Regions from separate parts of the Homo sapiens genome. Here region 2 is linked to region 1. The links are chromatin loops, found by intact Hi-C in ENCODE. Cell type or tissue: heart right ventricle. All regions are shown on one strand. Each heading gives the region's core, and the rest is flanking DNA. Links, peaks and the distances in the headings are about the cores only. Region 1 has its middle 170 kb from the start of BET1. Region 2 overlaps LOC105375402 (a long non-coding RNA gene).

Region 1 (10,619 bases), core at 2,451-7,450:
TGATAAAGTTAGTATTGGAACTGAATGCCTATCTCCAATGGCTACAATTTCCCCACTAAGCCACACTGGTCCCAAAATAGAACACAAAGATTGTCATAGATGCTATACTGCCCTCAGGACTGAGCGTGGCCCGCTGACAGCTCTCAACCCTCAGTCACTGCCCTTGGCTGGAGAGGACTGCTTTGCTAGGCTGCCTCTACTCACTGAGGAATTTATTGAGGTTGCGTAAAGTTCTGGACCCATTGGCAGACTACAGCCCAACTATTCCCTCTGCCTACTTCTGCTTCCCTTCCATGATGGCTAATCCAGAGAACATTCCCTAATAAACTGTCTGTATGCTAATTTCCATCTCAGCGACTGTTTCTCAGAAAATCTAGCCTGCGGCAAAGATAGCCTCTTTTGGTCATTTAAATTGATAAGAAAACAAGGAATGGCTCATACAATCATAAATTTTCTTATATTGTAAGATGATCAAAATTTGAATGCTCAGAGCTGCATTTAAAAATGTGAACAGTGATTTAACTGAAAAGGTCAATAGTTCCTACGCTGTCTTGAATATTGATGGATTTCTAACATAAAAAACAAACACAGAAAAATTTGGGACAAAGTGGGATCCTTAAGAATACATGAATATGCATTTTCTTGCCTTATCTCTCTTGTTCTCCCCTCTCACTTCCACCTTCCTCCTCCCTCTCTAATGCTATTCTCTTGTTTTTTTTTCTCTCTCTCCCCATCTTGAATCTGTCCCTCTCTTTCTAATCCTCTCTTTTTCTATAGTCGTGTGCCTTGTGTTTCAGAGAAGACAGTTTATTCTCCCCTATATCAGCTTTTAAATGGAGTCTCAGCATTTACCACAGTCACTTTGATTGAGGTTCTCTTCTTGCTCCAGCTTATTAAATTCTGAAAACAATCATTCTCTTTGTGTTGGGGTGGCAGCAACATTATTAGCTTTTTGTCCCCTGAGATTCCTAATCTCTTTTCCAAACTCTCTTAGACAACCATACAAAACTGAGGAAGTGTTGTAAATTCCAAAGTTGCACTTAAGGAAAATTAATTTGAATCCATGTTTGTAGGTGCTTACTTCTCTAACATGACTTGGACCAGTAGTTGTTCAGTTAATCAAAAACCCAGTTTATAGTTAGGACATACATCCTAAACATTTTAACTTAAAACTATGAATGTATGTTTATTTGCCACTACATATGTTCATCTTTTATTGGGGAGCTAAGGTCTTTTTATTAAGTGAAGATCACATGATCAGAGTTCTACATCATCTTTCTTGAACAAAACCTGTAATGTGTCATCTTCAGTTTCCAGTTTCACTTTCTTTAATGTGGAGCAAAAATGTAATGACACTTGTGAAGCAACCTGAATAAGGAAATTCCCCTAAGAACACACCATCTTTTACAGTGTTCTTATCCCAAGCTAATATGACAAGAACTATTTTAAACAACCCATTTCTTTTTGGTATTTCCAAAGTATGCCACTTAGAGTCCATAGAAACAAGAGCTCTTTAAACTTGTATTTTATTGGTTTGTTTATATCTAATTAAATACCATAATTTCAATATTAGTTGAAATTTTGTGCAATTACATAATTATGTACATATTATATGCAATTAGTACAGTTGGCACTAACAGGTTTGGCAACAAGCACAACTAACTCTTTTTTAGTAAGCCTACAACCCAACTGGAAGCCACAGAAGAATGTGGGCTGGCCAAAGAGTAGCCACTTAGCCATGAGCACCAAGTACACCACGGACATCCATCAGTATGATTACAGAGAGAATGGAAAGTGAGAGTTAATCTGGCAAGGTGGCTAATTCAAAGTTGGTCAAAAGAGCTCCTGCTCAATTTCCAAACCCAAAGGGATGACTGAATTATTCTCAAGTTTTACTTTCTTAAAAAGTGATTTAATTTTTATATTTTCCATCCAATGCCCTTTCTCCAATCTACCTGACAGTAGTATCTATTGCTTCTAAAATATTGTGGAAGAATCATGTTTTAAGTGATCATCACCATATTATATATTTTCATAGAATGAATACTTAAAGAATTAAGTGTCGACACAACCTTGGGGAGCAGGAGGAGGGCGCAAGGTTTTTGGAGTGGCTCTGAGTGTCTGGACTGAGATTTTTAAATATTTCTTTCTCCAACTCATCAGCACAATTTAAAAAGTCACTGGCTCAACAACAGCAACAAAAATTAAGCCAGAGTATGCATGTGTATTTTTGTGGTAGTGAGGGGATATGTTATGTTTGTGGGGCCAAATCCAGAAGAAAAATGCAATCATTATACATAAAAAACAATCTCTGAATCCTTTCAATAAATGCCAGTGCATCTGAGTGGCTTGTTGGGCTTTGATATACCTCTCTTCACTTACCAGGAATTAGAGATGAACTCATAAACTAATTGTAGCTCATACAAGATTGCTCTATCACTAAATACAATTTTACCACAATCAACTACCATCATTTTAGAAAATATTATTTTTTCTCAAGAAATCAAGATAACCAGTTTCAAAACAATAAACACTAACCAAAATTTTTGATTTGGAATTAAGAATGAAAATATTTAAAGTACATTTTTGAAGTATTAATATAATTCTTCTCTGAAAGTAGAACTATACAGTAGCTATGAGAGATGAATGTTGTCTTAATTTATTCTGTCTTTTTACAGTGAAATAATAATAAAATCTCAATGTAAAGGTGTATTTGATATTATTTATCATTTGTAAGTAAAGGAGGAGGCTCAGAGAGGTGAAGTAACTCAGCAAAGGTTATGCACCAATGATAAACCAGAATTAAAACTCAAGTTTCTTGACATAGAATCCATATTTTACCAACAACTTGTATCCCTACTTATTACCACAACACAATATATCCATCAATACATTCTACTGAAAAATAAAAACCCTTAGAAGGTCTTGGTTTTAGATTTTTTTTTAATTTTCAGCTAAATTATATTATATTTGACATCAATAAATGATTATAATGCTAAAAGAAGAAATAATTGTAGCTTCTCAGAGCTGCAGAAAGTAAAAAGAATTCTAATGTATGTATTAGTCAGCGCTTTCTAGGTTTTTTTGTGCTAACAAACATCCTCATAATGTCAGTGGTTTAATATAACAAATATTAGTGCCAATTTTACACATAGTGGAGGCTGGTGGAAGCTTCACCACTTTGTAGATGCACAATCTGCATGAATATGTGGGATCAGATGTTGTAAATAAAAATGTCTTATTCAGAGGATAAAAGACTGGAAATTGCACATGGGCTTTCAAAGTCTCACTTAGAAAAGTGTCATGTTGTGAGAGAGCCAGGAAGCGTAAAGGAACAAGTGAAATATTTGATGAGCATTAATGTCTCTATCTCATTTTTAACTTCTTATGCATCTTCTACTTACAGAGTATAAGATGGTTTTTCATAGATTCTGTTTTAGCTAAGTCTTTTCCTAGTGTTTCAACCATATTCATGAGTTCATGAATATGGTCTTTTGACCCCTGTTACATTGCCTGCATTTTCCCATGATTTATGTATAATACACACCAAATATGAGTTCATCCATTTCTCTATTATCTGAAGACATTCTTAGTATTAAAAATTTGAAACATCTGATTAATTTTTATATTGATTACATGTTGAAATGATATTTTGGATATGTTGGGTTACATAAAGTACATTATTTTAATTAATTTTATCCCTTTACTTTTTTCAATGTGACTCTTTAGAACTGTGAAAGTCTGAGTTTTTAATCCTACTTTCAGGCTAACAAGTTAACCTGCCACATTTTCATGGATGCTGACAGAAGACATGATTCTCCTGAGTCAGAAATAAAGGAATATATTACCCATGCTACCGCCAACCACATGAGCTTCGTATTTGGAAACAATCAGTTCCCATTGTTCCTCCAAGTCCTTTGGGAGCAATGCAGAGTAGCCCAAGTGGGCTGTGTATGTGCAGTTTGTTCATTTAACAGCTGAGGGAATTAAAATCTTTTATGATGAACTAGAAGCAAACCTACCTGACTTCTGCATTGGAGAGAGACATTATTATACCAGACAACAAACATCTACCCTTTCTTCCAGAGTGACACACTATCTCTATCTTCCAAAGTTCTTTTTTATACAAACATCCTTCAAAGACAGACAAGAACAAAAGGACAATTACTGCCTTGCCCGTAAGAAACATGAGATATCATGGATAATTATCTCCCAGGAGAGGCTACTAGAAAATTAAAAATTACATATGTGGCTTGCATTATGTTGCTTTTGGACAGAAGTATTCTTAGTCTTCCTTCCAATTTTATGAGCTGCTTAAACTAAAAAAGTACCTTTGCAGTTACGTAAATAGCAATCCCTCACCCCATCGTAAAGTCAGACCCCGTGGTATCCTTTTACCTGATTAAAGCAATTATGGTTTTAAAACATTGTCTCCTATGTGATTTATTAAACTTCAAATGTGATAGGTGAATTTGTTAATGAACCACAGAAATATTAGTAAAAAATTACTAATTTGTGGAATCTTGTCTCCTTATGTTATTCACTAGCATAGTAGTAGAGAGAGGTAAGCAACATCTTAATATTTAGCATAGCTCCTCCCTTTTCTCAGTTTCCAGATCATCCTAAAATATGAAGTTAAGACAGAGCTTACAAGAATCCAAGGGAGAGAGAGAGGAGTCGCAATCTCTCCAAATACATGACTTTCAAGTAAGGCAAACTGACAAAACATAGTAAAAATAATCTCTCCCCAAATACAACCCACAGGAAAGCTCTAGAGAACATGCATGTATTGTCTGAAATTACGCACTGTTAAAGGAAATAGATTAAACTTGATGAAAGCAAGGAAAAGCAGGCTGTACATACAGAATTGCTCTGGAGATTTCCTGTTTGTCGGGTACTATAGCAGTTCCGCCATCCATCCCTGGAGAGAGCAAATTCACAGAACCTGAAGGGGAGACTAAAAAGGGCTCTTTTTGACCTTGGATAGTATTTCATCCCTTAAAGACTTAAGAAAGACTTGACATTTGGGAAGAAGTCATCAACAGTGCGGGGGCCCACTCACATGCCTCTACCACAGGTAAAAGAATGAGGTTAATAAGCTTGTCTCATGACTGTCAGGTTCTGTCACAATTGTCCCTAGTCTTGAAAATACAGCCATAGCAGATTGCAATAAGTACATTGATATGGTTTGGCTCTGTGTTCCCACCCAAATGTCATGTTGAATTATAATCCCATAATCCCCAGGTGCTGAGGGCAGGACCTTGTGGGAGGTGATTGGATCATGGGAGCAGTTTCCCCCATGCTGTTCTCGTGATAGTGAGTTCTCACGAGATCTGATGGTTTTATAAGTGTTTGACAGTTTTTCCTATACACACTCTCTCTCACCTGCTGCCATGTAATACATGCCTGCTTCTCCTTCTGCCATGATTGTAAATTTCCTGAGGCCTCCCAGCCATATGGAACTGTGAGTCATTTAAACCTCTTTCCTTTATAAATTGCTCAGTCTTGGGTATTTATAGCAGTGTGACAACAAACTAATATGTACATTTATAAAATTCTACAAGATATATTTAAGGAAACAACTGAAGTTAATTTTACTTATTCCTTTCAGAGTTTTTGGGGATGTTGGAATTGTCTGAGGATTTGAGCAGGGCATTTGAGCCCTTAGCCAGGACTCTGTTATTCGATCCCATGAGAACGGACCTAGCACTGTGAGAAACACATTTCCTCCTTTTAATACTGTAGCTGATTTTTAAAAAGGGAAAAACAAAAAGTAATTTTTTTACATAGTTAGAAGAGGAAAAGAGACATATTGGCAGGAAGTAAGCAATACAATATAGTTTTTTTAACACCTGTTGTGGTTATTTATATGATAACCAAATTTACCAAATACCAAATTATATGATGACTAATTTAGTAAGGCCCAAATTACAGTGTCCAGTATGATAGCTATATTTGCAAATATGGAGATAATAAGATGGCTATATGAAATTTGGAACATGCCTGAGCAAATAATATTAACAAAGAACAAAACTTTATCATCCAAGCTTAGAGCAAGTAACTTTCAGATATTTTCTAGAAAATGTATTTAGCATGTCTGCAAATTTTATATTGATTTACAAAATTTTCAGAATCAGCATTCAAGAATTCTGTATTTTGGTACATAATTTCAGTCCTCTCAATACTTGACTCTTAGGCTCATGTAATAGCAAGAGTTCTTGTATGACTGAACTGATTATAGCTCTGTTCATTACTAGCTTTTTGAAAATCTTAGGCAAACCTCTTAACCACTCTGCCTCAGTTTCTTTCCTTTGTGAAATGAACAATAATAATTCCTATCCGTAAAGTTAGGGTGAGGATAAAACAAAATCTACAAAACTATTTGAAAAAGAATTAAGAGAAAAGAAACAAAGTATTATTTTCACACATAAACCATTTGTTAGGGTGAGGATTAAGATTCACTCAAAGCCATCTCAGCCCATGGTGTGGTGCAGCTGGGAACATGACTGCATAAATATATCACCCATTACCATTTCTTTTTCTTCCTTTATCTCTTAACAAAATATAGCTGGCTTTTCTGGCTTCTTCCATAGCTTCTTTGGTAATCATCATATTCCAAGTCCTTTTACTGACACACTGACACATTCTTCTCCTAACATTCTTTTCAGAGACACCCTTGTTTATCCCTTAAGTTTTCTTGCACTTGATATAACCATGTCTTCCTGGTCTCTGATGCTGATCACTGCACTCTGATAAGTAAAATGACAAGAATACCTTCCATAAATTAAAAAAAAATGGGGTTCACTGTTAACTGATTTCACATTGAGAAAAGTTATTCTGATGTTTTCAAAATTGCTTAGTTCTATTTCAAAATTCAAAACCAGCATAATTTTAAGTTAGCTGAATAGGGCATCTGGATATGTAGGCATATTTATTTTTGAAAAGGGTTAAGGGCTTGATAACAGAGAAGGCAGAGTTCCTTTCTCAAATCTTAAGCAATAAATCCTTCACAATAATTTATGATAAGAACCTTAACAAGGGCAGTGACCACAGGAAGAAAGAGAAGATATGACAGGCAAAAAAAGTCCTATGGAAAATGGAGTCAACAATACTGATTGCAACTGTAAAAATTGTTGACTCCATTTTCCATAGGACTTATTTTGCCTGTCATATCTTCTCTTTCTTCCTGTGGTCACTGCCCTTGTTAAGGTTCTTATCATAAATAATTGTGGAGGATTTATCAGAGGATGGGAAAGCCAGATGTTTCCTAGATAAATAATTCAATAGTGATGTTGTCAACCGTGTAGAGAATGCTGACCCCTCAGCATCTAAGCTAGTAAACCATGGCTGTCCTTCAGATACCAGTCTCTCTCTAGAACCTCCACACGTTTGTATTTGCTGGGCCCTTTTGTAGTACGTATTACTTTTCTCTCTCCTTTTCTCCTTAGAAATCTTTTTCATAGTGATGTCGGAAGTTTTCATCTCTTTTAGGAAACTTTTTTGAACCATCCAGCAGCTACAGATTCCCTTCTGTTGCTTCTTGACCTGCTGCTTCTCATACTCCTGTGGTAGTACCTGTACTTTGTATTATAATTGTTTGCAAGTTCATCTCCTGGTCCTCAAGGACAGGGCTGTGCTTTGCACATCTTAATGCCCTCAGCACAGCAAACAATTCCAGGCATGTGATATAGAGTCTACAGATTCTATAAATGTATACCAAAAACATGAATGGTAGGATAATGAGTTAGGCTTGTTTTCTTGAGCATGAATGGAGAGATACTAATTATGTAGTTAAAAACATGAATCAGGAACACAAGGGGAAAGGATATTGAGACAGGCACACAGATATGAATGTGGGATTGATTTAGGTCACTGAGAAAGAATGGGTGTCAGAAAAAAATAAAGATGACTACAGTCGTCTTACAGAAACCAAGAGGAGAAAATGTGCCAGATGGAGGAAGTTGTTAATAGTGTCAAGCAAAGCTGCTTCCTTCTTTATAAAATGTGAAATATAACACTTAATACACAGGAATATGTTGAGAACTAGATTGGATAATATATGGAAAATGCTTAAAACAATGGCAGGAACAAAATGGTTACGAATAATCGTTTCAAAATAAAATACAATAATAATTGAAATGACAAAACTAGATTTGGCAATTAGGAAGTAAGTATATGGTAATGACCACCATAGGAACAGCCTCGTTAGAAAGGAAGGGGCAGAAGCTTAATTTCTGTGTGGTGAGCAATAAAAATGGAATGGAAAAATAAAACAGCAAGTGGATACTTTCCACTTAAAAACTACATTGATGAAGGACAGGAGAGAGCTTGGGAGCTTCTGGAGCAGACAATATTGTGTAAGAAATGTTAGGTTGTAGAAAATGAGACTTTTGAGCACGTATATAGCAGAAGAGAACGAACCAATAGAGAGGAAGAAATATTAGATCAGGGGAGGACAGAAAAGAAGGAGCTATGGAGGGGTCCACACAGCTTGGCATTCATGGAAAATTAAGGGAGGTTATGGGGGTTCTCCCTTTTCCACAGGATGGGAGATGAGGTTTCCTGATAAACGAAGGGCTTAAGAGTAGTTCAGAAGTTTAAGAGAAGTCATGAATATGTTGAGTAGTCATGAGAATGAGAACGGAAACTGAAAAGTGAGAATGGAAGAAAAAGAGAGAAATTATTAAACTGCATTTGTGACTGTCAGTCCTTGCCTGCCTTGGTTTTACCCATCTGACCACAAAAACTGCCTGCTACCCACAAGGTTAGTCCCTCATCACTGAGAGTTCCTTTTTTCCTACCGGGGAATAGAGGTGAGTCCAGAGATGAGCTGTTGTTGCCCAGAGCCAAAATCAGCAATGGGCAGAATGCTGGGCACTGAAAGAATTAATCCATTGCTGCCCACAGAAATGAGCCAAGTGGAAACATTTCCAGTGGGTCAAACAAAATCAAGGTTAACATTACCCGGATTCAAAGCACGGAATTAAAAAAAAAAACTTTAAGGTCATTTTAATTTAAATGTTATAACCTGGTATCTTGAATATGAAGTTCCAGGCCTCCAGAAGGTGATACAAGAAATCAACATGAAGGCATCAAAAAATCATTTCTAGCCATAATTATGGGAAAGTAATTTTCATGTCTTTTGCTGCTTTCAAATCATTTTAGTTTTCAGCAAAAGCTCTGCCACCAGCTCTTCTGCCTCCTTTCCACAATAACTTTCTCATGCTCCCACTACACCCCATCCAACCAACTTCAACCAGGGAAGATTAAGGAAGAGTCTTTCTCTAAGTCTCTCTCTCTCTCTCTTTTTTTTGTTTGTTTTTTCAAGTTTCCAATGTCAGTAGTACCTAACTAATTAAATTCAAGATAAGGTTTTCGAGAAATTCTTAAGAATGGATGAAATAAGGTAGGTTTATAAGGAGACTGTGACCTGTGCAAGGAGTAATCTCCCGATCCAGACATTCAAAGGGCCCAGGGTTCCTTCTCAGGTGCATCCAGACATTGGTTCACCACCACAGGCCCAGGAACTTAGCCCACTTCCCTCTCCTTTCTGGGGGACCAGTACCCTCTCTATGACTTGGATTTCTGGGCCATCCCCCTCATAACTGGATATAAAACAGGTCACATTCTTTTCAACTCTTCCCACCTTCATCCCTTCTACCCACTTTCCTCATCCTTTCTTTGCTACCACTAAAGACTCACACCAGATATACTTACATTTAAGTGTCGTACTGCTTAACATTAAGAGGCAAATAAACAGGAGGTGATCAACATAATTAATCAGGGGGTGACACATTTTAAGGTATCTCACAAAGTTCTTACAATGTGTATCCCTGCTCTGTAATTCATGACTCATGGGTTGAGGTACTAAGTGGAAGCTTTTGGGCTACAGCTCTGTGCTTTGGCTCTCTCAAGCCTACGTAGATGCCTAAAATCACCCAACTAGAGTGCAGAGCAAGGCCTTGATATCAGGTCTGCCAGGCCCCAAAGCCAATTTCATAACAGTTTTGCTATTTTGGTCCAAAGTACAGATTGAAGACCTGCCAAGCTATATGAGCTTCATTTACCTGATAAGCATTATCTAAATTTATCTGACAGTTTTTATTCTTGAGGATGGAATGTTATCATAACTTTCACATATTTTTCTTCTCCAGATTATTTGTTAAAATGGTTATTAGAAATCCAACTATATCCTGGTGTTGGTCTCCTAATAACCTTCACAGTAAAGTGCCTCTGACCTTACATGTTGAAGGTTGACCTTCCAGTGTCAAGGCATCTTGGTTCTAGAAAACCATAAAACACTGCCACGGGCCCTCACTTCTCTTTGGTCCAACTAAGTGACCCATCTGTATGAAAATACACAAGTGGGCAGGGGTAGGGAGAGACTGAAAGCTGTTCTATCTTTCCCATACTCAGAAGAACACTGGGTTGGCTTTATGCATTAGTTTAATATTTGCTACTGTAATAAATTACACAAATGTCGAATCTTAAAAGAATACAAATTATCTGACAGTTCTCTAGGTTAGAAGTCCAACAAGAATCTCATTGGACTAAAATCAACATGGTGGCAGGGCCAGGTTCCTTTCTGGAGTCTCTGCCTCTTTCCTCCACTTCTAAGA
Region 2 (10,619 bases), core at 2,625-7,624, 260 kb before region 1:
CTGAAATAATTTTTAAACCTATACACATATATAATTTTAGGTAATTTGTTGCTCCTTTCATTCTCATATCCTCAGATCCCAGCCAGGCACCTTCAAAACCAATCCCTTATGGACTACTGAATTAAGGACAGCAAGTTACACCTCTGTTCCTGTCATCTGGGTGAAGCCAAAAGTAGTGACTTTTAGAGAGAGAGTGTGGGACCACTGAGGAAGAGGGAAAAAAGTGAATCTAAATTAATGCATATTTCAAAAGTTATGTGAATCTGCAAGTATCATCCTTTGAAGGAAGAAACTAACCTGACAAATGCTTCCTGGCTCCAGTTGAAAATAATTTGTTTTACTATGTAATTAATGAGTCTGCCTAGTTATAAAATAATCTTAAGTCTTATATCAAATGTTCCTTGGAATTTACATAAAAGCGGACTAAAGATTTCATTTGAAAAAAAAAAAAACAGTAAATTGGTTAAATGACTTATGGAATGGCCACTTAATAGACTGACAAAAATAAAGTAGCTTAGTGTTACTGTCATGAAAGATACACTAACTGAAAACAAACAAGTTGAAGCTAAAAGAGTTTGAATAATTTGATTTCGTGTGTATGTATATATATGTATATTTATATATGTATAGAACATCACCTCTCTCTACAAGGAATGTTAAGTGGTACCTTAACAGGCTATAGCTGAAGCCATTAAAATATTAAGGCCTGATTTTTTACTAAATCATTAAACAATAATGGTGCAGATAAGTGAAGAGCAAGCTCAAAAACAACATGAATAATTCAGTCCAGCAAATTATTCACTGAGCACTAAAGAACACAGCCTCTGTTCTAGATGGCTGGGATACACTGAACAAATCAGCCAAAGGTCCCTGACCCCTTGAAGCTCACCTAGTGCACCACCATGCTCAATCATTGTAGATGAGTGTAAAGAAAAATTACATGTGTATACTTCTGAGAATTTAGGGATGGTGATAAGCCAGGAATTTAATAATTATTCATTCTCCTCCACCTTTACTAGTCACATTTTTGGGATGAGGAAAAAGATTTAATCAATATGAACTCTGGTGACACCCTTGACTTCTGTTGCCAGCTGTGTTGTGAACCCTGGGTCTTGTCTCCTTTGATGTTGGAGGCAGTGTCTGCTGGGAATCTTTAGCTGGAGTGTGGCCAGCTGTTTTTCCTTTGTCTGGAGATATATCCAGAAGGAGTGGGAAGGGTGCAACTTTCTTCTTTCCTACAAAGTAAATATGCATTGGTGTAAAGTAGAGAGAATCAAACTGAAATTATACAACCTGAAAATTTATTGTAATAAATAAATTCCTGGCATCTGGAGTATTCTGTTTTAAACCAAATGAGTCATCCCTTTTTCCTTCCCCTTAAGGTTTCCAAATGTTGTGAAGAAGTAAGAGATTACGTTGAAGAACGATCTGGCGAGGATCCACTGGTAAAGGGCATCCCAGAGGACAAAAATCCCTTCAAGGAGCTCAAAGGAGGCTGTGTGATTTCATAATACAAACAAAAAGAAAAAAAATTAAACAAATTCTTGGAAATATCTCAAATGTTAATAACAATATGAATTTTTCTCATGCATACTATTACTACTAAGCATGTACGTGAATTTTTAAATTTATAGATGTAAACTTTTAATAAAAATTGGGGTGTGGTAACCCATCATTCTATGTTTTTCTTAACATAGCTGGCACAGGGTTTAACACATAATTGCCAATAAATATTGCTTAAAGTTCTTTAAAAAGAACTATGTTTTATAAATGATTCTATATTATTCTGAGTTGTCAGCATATATTTACTGTTTTATGTTTTTTCACTTCCCTTTCAACACTTACAATTTTCTACCCAGAAATTGTATGGTTAAGTTTCTATTTTGTTTCCCAAACTTTCTCTTGGTTAAGGAATTAGGAAGCTTATTTTTCTGATATGCAGTTCAACTGTCTTGTGACTTTTCCCCAGAATGCCAACTGGGTTGAGGGTTCAGTCTGTGGTCACGGAGCACGGTGAATTTAACCAGCAGCAGAATCACGGTTATAAGCATGCACTTAGGAGCCAGACAGTTCTGGCTCTGCCACTTTACTGCCCAACTCACTTTGGATAAGCTACTTAATTCTTTCTAAATTTGTTTCTCCTAGCATAGGATGAAGACAATAATGGTTATATCTTCTGTTTTGTGTAGGGGTTAAGTAATACACTAATGCAACTATAACACTCAGCATATTACCTGGCCCATGGTAAGATACAATAAGTGTTAACTAGTATTATTACTGAGAAAGGATCTAGACAAAATTTCCAAAATCCTTTAAGATACATGATGTTTTACCCTATCCTCATAAGACTCTCAACACCACAGTCTTTTCTTTAACAAGGTGAGCACACATGAGAGAGAAATCTCCATCCCCTACATCAGGTCCTTCTGGCATCCTATTGAGTTTACATGAGTCACATTTCACTACCATTGTGTTAATGACTAAGAGAAAACTTGCCTCTGCTTCTGTAACAAATGACAAGTTGTAATTACCTAAACCAGAAACCTCTTTTGTGGTCAGTGTTTTCTTGTTGCTGTCTCACATTTACAGTGCTATTTTGTATACTTCAGTGATCAGAATACTCAGAAATACTAATTGATTGTCACACTTTAAAAAAAACATTAAAATTATCTATTATTTGGTCTGGAAGGGAGTCTGAAAGTTGTACCAAAGTTTGGCTTCTAGCACAATGCCCTCCCACTCTGATCATCATAAATGCTCAACAAATATCTGTTGACTCTTGTCTAAACTCTTCATTTTGAAATGGAGAAAATAAAGTTTCAGAGAAGTCACCTGACAAATTTCTTCAGTCAAGACTCTGGGCTTCTGGCTGAAGAGTCAGCAACACACCCCACCACGTGTCTTCATCAAATATGCTCTGAGTATTAAGGGATTCTGGGATTAGTTACTGAATGTCTTATCTATTTTTCCTCAAGAAAAGCTTTTTATCCTCCTATTTAAGTTTACAAAACCCTCTCCATACAGTCCTCCCAACCTCCACCAAGCAATTCCTGTCTCTCTCTCGCACTCTATTTTCCTCCGTAGCACCGTCACCATCTGGCATACTACAATTTATTTGTTTATTTAATTGTGGTTTGCCTCTAGAAGTTTTCCACCTGCAAATTAGTATTTATTTAGTGAAGTGTTCAGTATGGCCCCTTTCCTCCGATTAAAATAAATACAAAGTAAATATTTGCTATGACATTTAGTTTACCATTGGAGACAGATTCTGAAGCCCAGCAATGTGAAGTTAAAACCCCGACTCTTCCACCTTGTCATTGAGAACTTTGGACAAATGACCAAATGACTTCAACTCTTTGAACATTTTTTTTTTTTTTTGTATAAAACTAGTGATTAGGATAGATTATCTGAATACTTGTAATCCCTTAGATCACAAATGGGTATATAAAAGGAAGCCTAATAAATGTCCTCTATTATTATACTTCCCGTGGACATTTTCCCACCATCTGGAATTTGGTCATACTGATCCCTCCACCTGAAATCTCCCTCCACTCCACCCCACCCCATTTTCAGCCTTTTGAAATCCTACTCTTCTATGAGACTTTCTCTCCCAATCTACCTCAAGAGTATTTTGTGTATCTCTTAAGTCATTTAACATTACTTTACTTTCTCTTATTATAATTTCTATGGTTGTCTTAATTTCAGTGCTGTATTGGAAATTTCCCAAGCCAGAAGATCTGTTCATCTTTGAAACTGTCATATCAACTAACAAATTGTCTGGACAATGAAATTGACTTTAAAAGCAGGCAAGAATAGTGCTTATAAAATGTTTATATTGGATAATTCAGAATTCTTATTGACTTAATTCATGATTAAATCACCAGTAGGGGACAATTCCTGTTGCTTAAAACACAGATTGTCAGCAGGTTTTGAGTAAGAGAGAAATCACAGGAAGGAAGTATAGAGAAAGATGGTCCAGGAAGAAGGAAATGAAATCATGACTGTCCCACAGGCTACAGAGCTATAACTGTCAGTGACTTTGGTTTGTTCAGAATTTGTTATTTCAGGACTGGGATAACTAGGTTAAAGAAAATGAAGTAAGACTACAAGGCAACAAAAACCACTCCCACACAACCTTAACATGTGACTCTTTAACAAAATTTTCTGGTGTCATTAATGAGAATGAGTTATTATAGATACTACAATATATCATTTGAGCTACTTGGACTTTAAACATATTTTGCACACATAGATGAGTGTAAGCTTTAGTAAGAAAAAGAAAAAAGAAAAGAAAACACCTCACTGTTGTTTTAATTTGTACTGGTTTTATTTTAGCCAAATTTTAAAACCAAGCTAATATCAATCTTCCTAAATTACTAAAATATGAGTTAACATGAGGAAAATAGTAAACTGAGTAATGAGAATGATCAATTATGTATGATGGGAGTTAAAGTCTTACAGAAAAAAATGGTGAGGGAAATCTGTTTTTTTATTTTTTATTTTATTTTATTCTTTTGAGACAAGAGTCTCACTCTCTCACGCAGGCTGGAGTGCAGCGGTACGATCTTGACTCACTTGCAACCTCTGCCTCCCTGGTTCAAGTAATTCAGTCCCACCACGCCCGGCTAACTCTTTTTGTATTTTTAGTAAAGAAGAGGTTTTGCCATGTTGGCCAGGCTGGTCTCAAACTCCTAACCTCAAGTGATCCTCCCGCCTCGACCTCCCAAAGTACTGATATTACAGGCCTGAGCCACCACTCCTCACCGGAGAAATCATTCTGATACCATGAATTATAAGTAGTTGCTAAGATACTCAGAGCATCAGACACAGTTCATCTTTTGACTTGGCATTCTCTTCATCTAGAAAAGGAATCTTAGGGTCAGGTGCAGTGGCTCATGCCTGTAATCTCAGCACTTTGGGAGGCCTAAATGGGAGGATCACCTGAGATCAGCAGTTCGAGACCAGCCTGGCCAACATGGTGAACCCTGTCTCTACCAAAACAAAAACAAACTTAAATATACAAAATTAGCTGGGCATGGTGGCGTGTGCCTCTAATTCCAGCTACTCAGGAGGCTGAGGCAGGAGAATCACTTGAACCCAGAAGGTGGAGGATGGAGGTTGCAGTGAGTGGAGATCACGCCATGTATATACTTCTGAGAATTTAGGGATGATGATAAGCCTGGAATTTAATAATTATTCTCTTCCACCTTTACGAGTCACATTTTTGGAATGAGGAAAAAGATTTAATCAGTATGAAATCTGATGACATTCTTGACTTCCGTTGCCAGTTGTGTTCTGATTCCTGGGTCTTGTCTCCTTTGATGTTGGAGGCAGTGTCTACGGGGAATCTTTAGCTGGAGCATGGCCAGCTGTTTTTCCTTTGTCTGGAGATATATCCAGAAGGAGTGGGAAGGGTGCAACTTTCTTCTTTCCTACAAAGTACGTATGCATTGGTGGAAAGCAGAGAGAATCAAACTGAAATTATACGACCTGAAAACTTATTGCAGTAAATAAATTCTTGGCATCTGGAGTATTCTGTTTTAAACCAAATGAGTCATCCGTTTTTCCTTCCCCTTAAGGTATCCAAATGTTGTGAAGAAGAGATTACGTTGAAGAATGATCTGGCAAGGATCCACTGGTAAAGGGCATCCCAGAGGACAAAAATCCCTTCAAAGAGCTCAAAGGAGGCTGTGTGATTTCAAAATACCAAAAAAAAAAGAAAAAAAATTAAACAAATTCTTGGAAATATCTCAAACGTTAACAACAATATGGATTTTTTTCACACATAATGCTACTACTATGCATGTACATGAATTTTTAAATTTATAGATGTAAACTTTTAATAAAAATTGGGGTGTGGTAACCCATCATTCTATGTTTTTCTTAACATAGCTGGCACAGGGTTTAACACATAATTGCCAAAAAAATATTGCTTAAAGTTCTTTAAAAAGAACTATGTTTTATAAATGATTCTATATTATTCTGAGTTGTCAGCATATATTTACTGTTTTATGTTTTTTCACTTCCCTTTCAATACTTATAACTTTCTACCCAGAAATTTTGTGGTTAAATTTCTGTTTTCTTTCCCAAACTTTCTCTTGCTTATGGAATTAGGAAGCTTATTTTTCTGATATGCAGTTCACCTATCTTGTGACTTTTCCCCAGAATGCCAACTGGGTTGAGGGTTCAGTCTGTGGTCACGGAGCACGGTGAATTTAACCAGCAGCAGAATCACGGTTATAAGCATGCACTTAGGAGCCAGACAGTTCTGGCTCTGCCACTTTACTGCCCAACTCACTTTGGATAAGCTACTTAATTCTTTCTAAATTTGTTTCTCCTAGCATAGGATGAAGACAATAATGGTTATATCTTCTGTTTTGTGTAGGGGTTAAGTAATACACTAATGCAACTATAACACTCAGCATATTACCTGGTCCATGGTAAGATACAATAAGTGTTAACTAGTATTATTACTGAGAAAGGATCTAGACAAAATTTCTAAAGTGCTTTAAGAAACATGCTATTTTACCCTATCATCATGAAGACTCAACACCACAGTCTTTTCTTTAACAAGGTGAGCACACATGAGAGAGAAATCTCCATCACCTACATCAGGTCCTTCTGGCATCCTGTTGAGTTTACATGAGTCACATTTCACTACCATTGTGTTAATGACTAAGAGAAAACTTGCCTCTGCTTCTGTAACAAATGACAAGTTGTAATTACCTAAATCAGTAACCACTTTTGTGGTCAGTGTTTTCTTGTTGCTGTCTCACATTTACAGTGCTATTTTGTATACTTCAGTGATCAGAATACTCAGAAATACTAATTGATTGTCACACTTTAAAAAAAAACATTAAAATTATCTATTATTTGGTCTGGAAGGGAGTCTGAAAGTTGTACCAAAGTTTGGCTTCTAGCACAATGCCCTCCCACTCTGATCATCATAAATGCTCAACAAATATCTGTTGACTCTTGTCTAAACTCTTCATTTTGAAATGGAGAAAATAAAGTTTCAGAGAAGTCACCTGACAAATTTCTTCGGTCAAGACTCTGGGCTTCTGGCTGAACAGTCAGCAACACACCCCACCACGTGTCTTCATCAAATGTGCTCTGAGTATTAAGGGATTCTGGGATTAGTTACTGAATGTCTTATCTATTTTTCCTCAAGAAAAGCTTTTTATCCTCCTATTTAAATTTACAAAACCCTCTCCATACAGTCCTCCCAACCTCCACCAAGCGCTTCCTGTCTCTCTCTCTCAGTCTATTTTCCCCCGTAGCACCATCACCACCTGGCATACTACAATTTATTTGTTTATTTAATTGTGGTTTGTCTCTAGAAGTTTTCCACCTGCAAGTTAGTATTTATTTAGTGAAGTGTTCAGTATATCTCCCTTTCTCTGATTAAAATAAATACAAAGTAAGTACATGCTATGGCATTCAGTAACCTGTAGAAGATGGTCCTAACCAACATCTCTAACTTTCAGTTTACCATTGGAGACAAAGTTTGCAGCCCAACAATTCAAAATTAAAACCCTGACTCTTCCACCTTGTCATTGAGAACTTGGACAAATGACGTGAACTTTTTGAATCTGTTTTTTTTTATATATAAAATTAGTGATTAGGCTAGATTATCTGAATACTTATAATCTCTTAGATCAGAAACGGGTACATAGAAAGAAGCCTAACAAATGTCCTCTATTATTATACTTCCCGTGGACATTTTCCCACCACCTGGAATTTGGTCATACTGATCCCTCCACCTGAGATCTCCCTCCACTCCACCCCATTTCAGCCTTTTGAAATCCTACTCTTCTTATGAGACTATCTCTCCCATTCTACCTCAAGAGTATTTTGTGTGTCTCTTAAGTCATTTAACGTTACTTTACTTTTTCTCATTATAATTTCTACGGTTGTTTTAATTTCAGTACTACATTGGAGATTTCCCAAGTCAGAAGCACTGTTCATCTTTGAAAAGTGTCATATCAACTAACAAATTGTCTGGACAATGTAATTGACTTTAAAAGCAGGCAAGAGTGGTGCTTATAAAAGTTTATATTGGATCAAACTTCCTAAATGCCTCAATAATGTGTTTACATGAGGAAAATAGTAAACTAAGTAATGAGAATGATCAGTTATATATGATGGGAGTTAAAGTAATATAGAAACAAAATTGGTAAGAGAAATCATTTATTTTTATTTGTATTTTATTTTATTTTATTTTTTTGAGATGGAGTCTTACTCTCTCGCCCAGGCTGGAGTGCAGTGGTACGATCTTGGCTCACTGCAATCTCTGCCTCCTGGGTTCAAGCAATTTCATGCCACCACACCTGGCTATTTTTTTTTTTTTTTTTTTCAGTAGAGAAGGGATTTCATCATTCTGGCCAGGCTGGTCTCGAACTCTTGACCTCATGTGAGCCTCCTGCCTCAGCCTCCCAAAGTGCTGGGATTACAGGTGAGAGCCACCACTCCCAGCCAGAGAAATCATTTTGATATCCTGAATTATAAGTAGTTGCTAAGATACTCAGAGCATCAGACACAGATCATCCTTTGACTTGGCATTCTCTTCATCTAGAAAAGGAATCTTAGGGCTGGGTGCAGTGGCTCACGCCTGTAATCCCAGCACTTTGGGAGTCCTAGGTGGGAGGATTACCTGAGATCAGGAGTTTGAGACCAGCCTGGCCAACATGGTGAAACCCCGTCTCTACTAAAAAAGAAAAGAAAAAAAGAAAAACAAAATTAGCTGGCTGTGGTGACACACGCCTGTAATCCCAGCTACTCGGGAGGCTGAGGCAGCAGAATCACTTGAACCCGGAAGGCGGAGGTTGCAGTGAGCAGAGATCGCGCCATTGCACTCCAGCCTGGGCAACAAGAGTTAAACTCCTTCCCCTGCCCAAGAAAAAAAAAAAAAAAAGAAAAGGAATCTTAGGTAGGTAGTTACAGGAAACAAATGAGCTCCTGAAAATTGCCTCATGATTGTTTTAACAGATTAAAACAAATATCAAATGAACCAAGAGCGTCTGAAGTGTACTTTCTTTAAAGAAACCATAATTTCAATGGTCAAAACAGTTACTATGCACTTTTTAAATTTATTTATTTATTTATTTATATTTATTTATTTTTTTGTAGAGACCGGGGTCTCGGTATGTTGCCTAGGCTGGTCTCAAACTCCTGAACCTTTGGTCTCAAGTGATCCTCCTGTATCGGCCTCTCAAAGTCACTCTATAAATTTTAGAAGAGCAGACTTTGAAAGGTAACCTAGTTTACTTACACGAAATAAAAAAGCAGAAATAATGTGTTTCTTGCAAAAATCACAAGATAAAATAAGACCAGAATCCTGATCTTTTTTGAGTTCAAGTTAGTATTAGCTCAATTCCAGTTTAACTGCCTTCAATGTTTTATTTTTCTTTATATAGATTTTTAACAACATAACAAATCACAAAAATTGTCAAAACCTTGTTTTTCCTATTTTTGCATACCAAAGTAAAAATTTCATGGTTGTTACTCTTTTATAATTTAAAAGTGAAAATGGTTACTTTTATTTTTATTAACTAATTTCTATAAAACATTTGTGAAACGACAGTGGGCTAATTAATCAAAGTTCATTGCTGGTTGCACCTGTCATTTTTACTAAAGAATGGTTTCTACTCATACTACTTGTAAAATAAATTTTACCGGGGTACTATGTAAAATATAAGTAAAAACCTAACAAAACATTTGGACACAGCTAAACAAATTTTAAAATTTATTTATTCAAAATTTTTGAATATTGCTGATAAACTATTTCTGCAAGTATACATGAGAAATTGCTTAACATGGTTCTTCTCTGGGAGGTAAATTCGGTGTCTAGGCATAGAAGACTACACATCCTTTTGTTTAAAAAAAAATATTCTCATCATTTTACTATTTAAAACCAAACAGGGCCAGGCGCGGTGGCTCACGCCTGTAATCCCAGCACTTTGGGAGGCCGAGGCGGGCGGATCACGAGGTCAGCAGATCGAGACCATCCTGGCTAACACAGCGAAACCCCGTCCCTACTAAAAATACAAAAAAATTAGCTGGGCGTGGTGGTGGGCGCCTGTAGTCCCAGCTACTTGGGAGGCTGAGGCAGGAGAATAACGTGAACCCAGGAGGCGTAGCTTGCAGAGAGCCGAGATCGCGCCACTGCACTCCAGCCTGGGTGACAGAGCAAGACCCCGTCTCAAACAAACAAACAAACAAACAGGAAACCAGCAACAATAAAACCTTTTTCAGAATCCTGTGTGATCATGCAATTTCAACATTTTGCAATTCACTTCAGTTTAATCAATTTACTTAAGATATTAGAATATGAATTATTTAATAACAATAAAAAAGACTAACAAGTATTTTGTTTCTAATACGTCTCATAATACGATGGGAAAAGTTAAAGAACCAATATGGGCTTATAAGTATTTATCCCTCTAAGCAACTAGATGATTTCATGGGAAAGAAACTTCAAAGCCAAAATAATTATATTTTTATGACTTAGAACAAACACACATTAACAAAAAATTAGTCAGGCGTGGTAGCGGGCGCCTGTAGTCCCAGCTCCTCCGGAGGCTCAGGCGGGAGAATGGCGTGAACCCGGGAGGCGGAGC

The links. Hi-C counts contacts between places; a loop is a spot of excess contacts. Peaks named below come from ENCODE experiments on the same cell type or tissue, not always from the same donor. Only the 100,000 strongest peaks of a DNase experiment are listed, where the experiment ranks them.
Region 2: it touches region 1 in a loop (2.5-fold over the local background); 8 of 110 quality-filtered maps call a loop at or near these places.

Annotation. Positions count from the first base shown.
Region 1 is chr7:94,169,724-94,180,342 of GRCh38, forward strand. No RefSeq gene overlaps it. Among named protein-coding and RNA genes, the nearest start is that of BET1, 170 kb to the left of the region's middle. In heart right ventricle, for the core only: no CTCF peak of the experiment used is centred there; no DNase peak of the experiment used is centred there; H3K27ac peaks cover 3,246 bases.
Region 2 is chr7:93,909,408-93,920,026 of GRCh38, forward strand. LOC105375402 (a long non-coding RNA gene) reads right to left here. Exons shown (of 3, transcript XR_927751.3): 2 at 7,029-7,113; 3 at 4,535-5,688. GNGT1 (G protein subunit gamma transducin 1) reads left to right here. Exons shown (of 3, transcript NM_021955.5): 3 at 1,383-1,858. The coding sequence ends at 1,511. Among named protein-coding and RNA genes, the nearest start is that of GNG11, 7.0 kb to the right of the region's middle. RefSeq lists an enhancer at 4,932-6,131. In heart right ventricle, for the core only: no CTCF peak of the experiment used is centred there; no DNase peak of the experiment used is centred there; H3K27ac peaks cover 2,386 bases.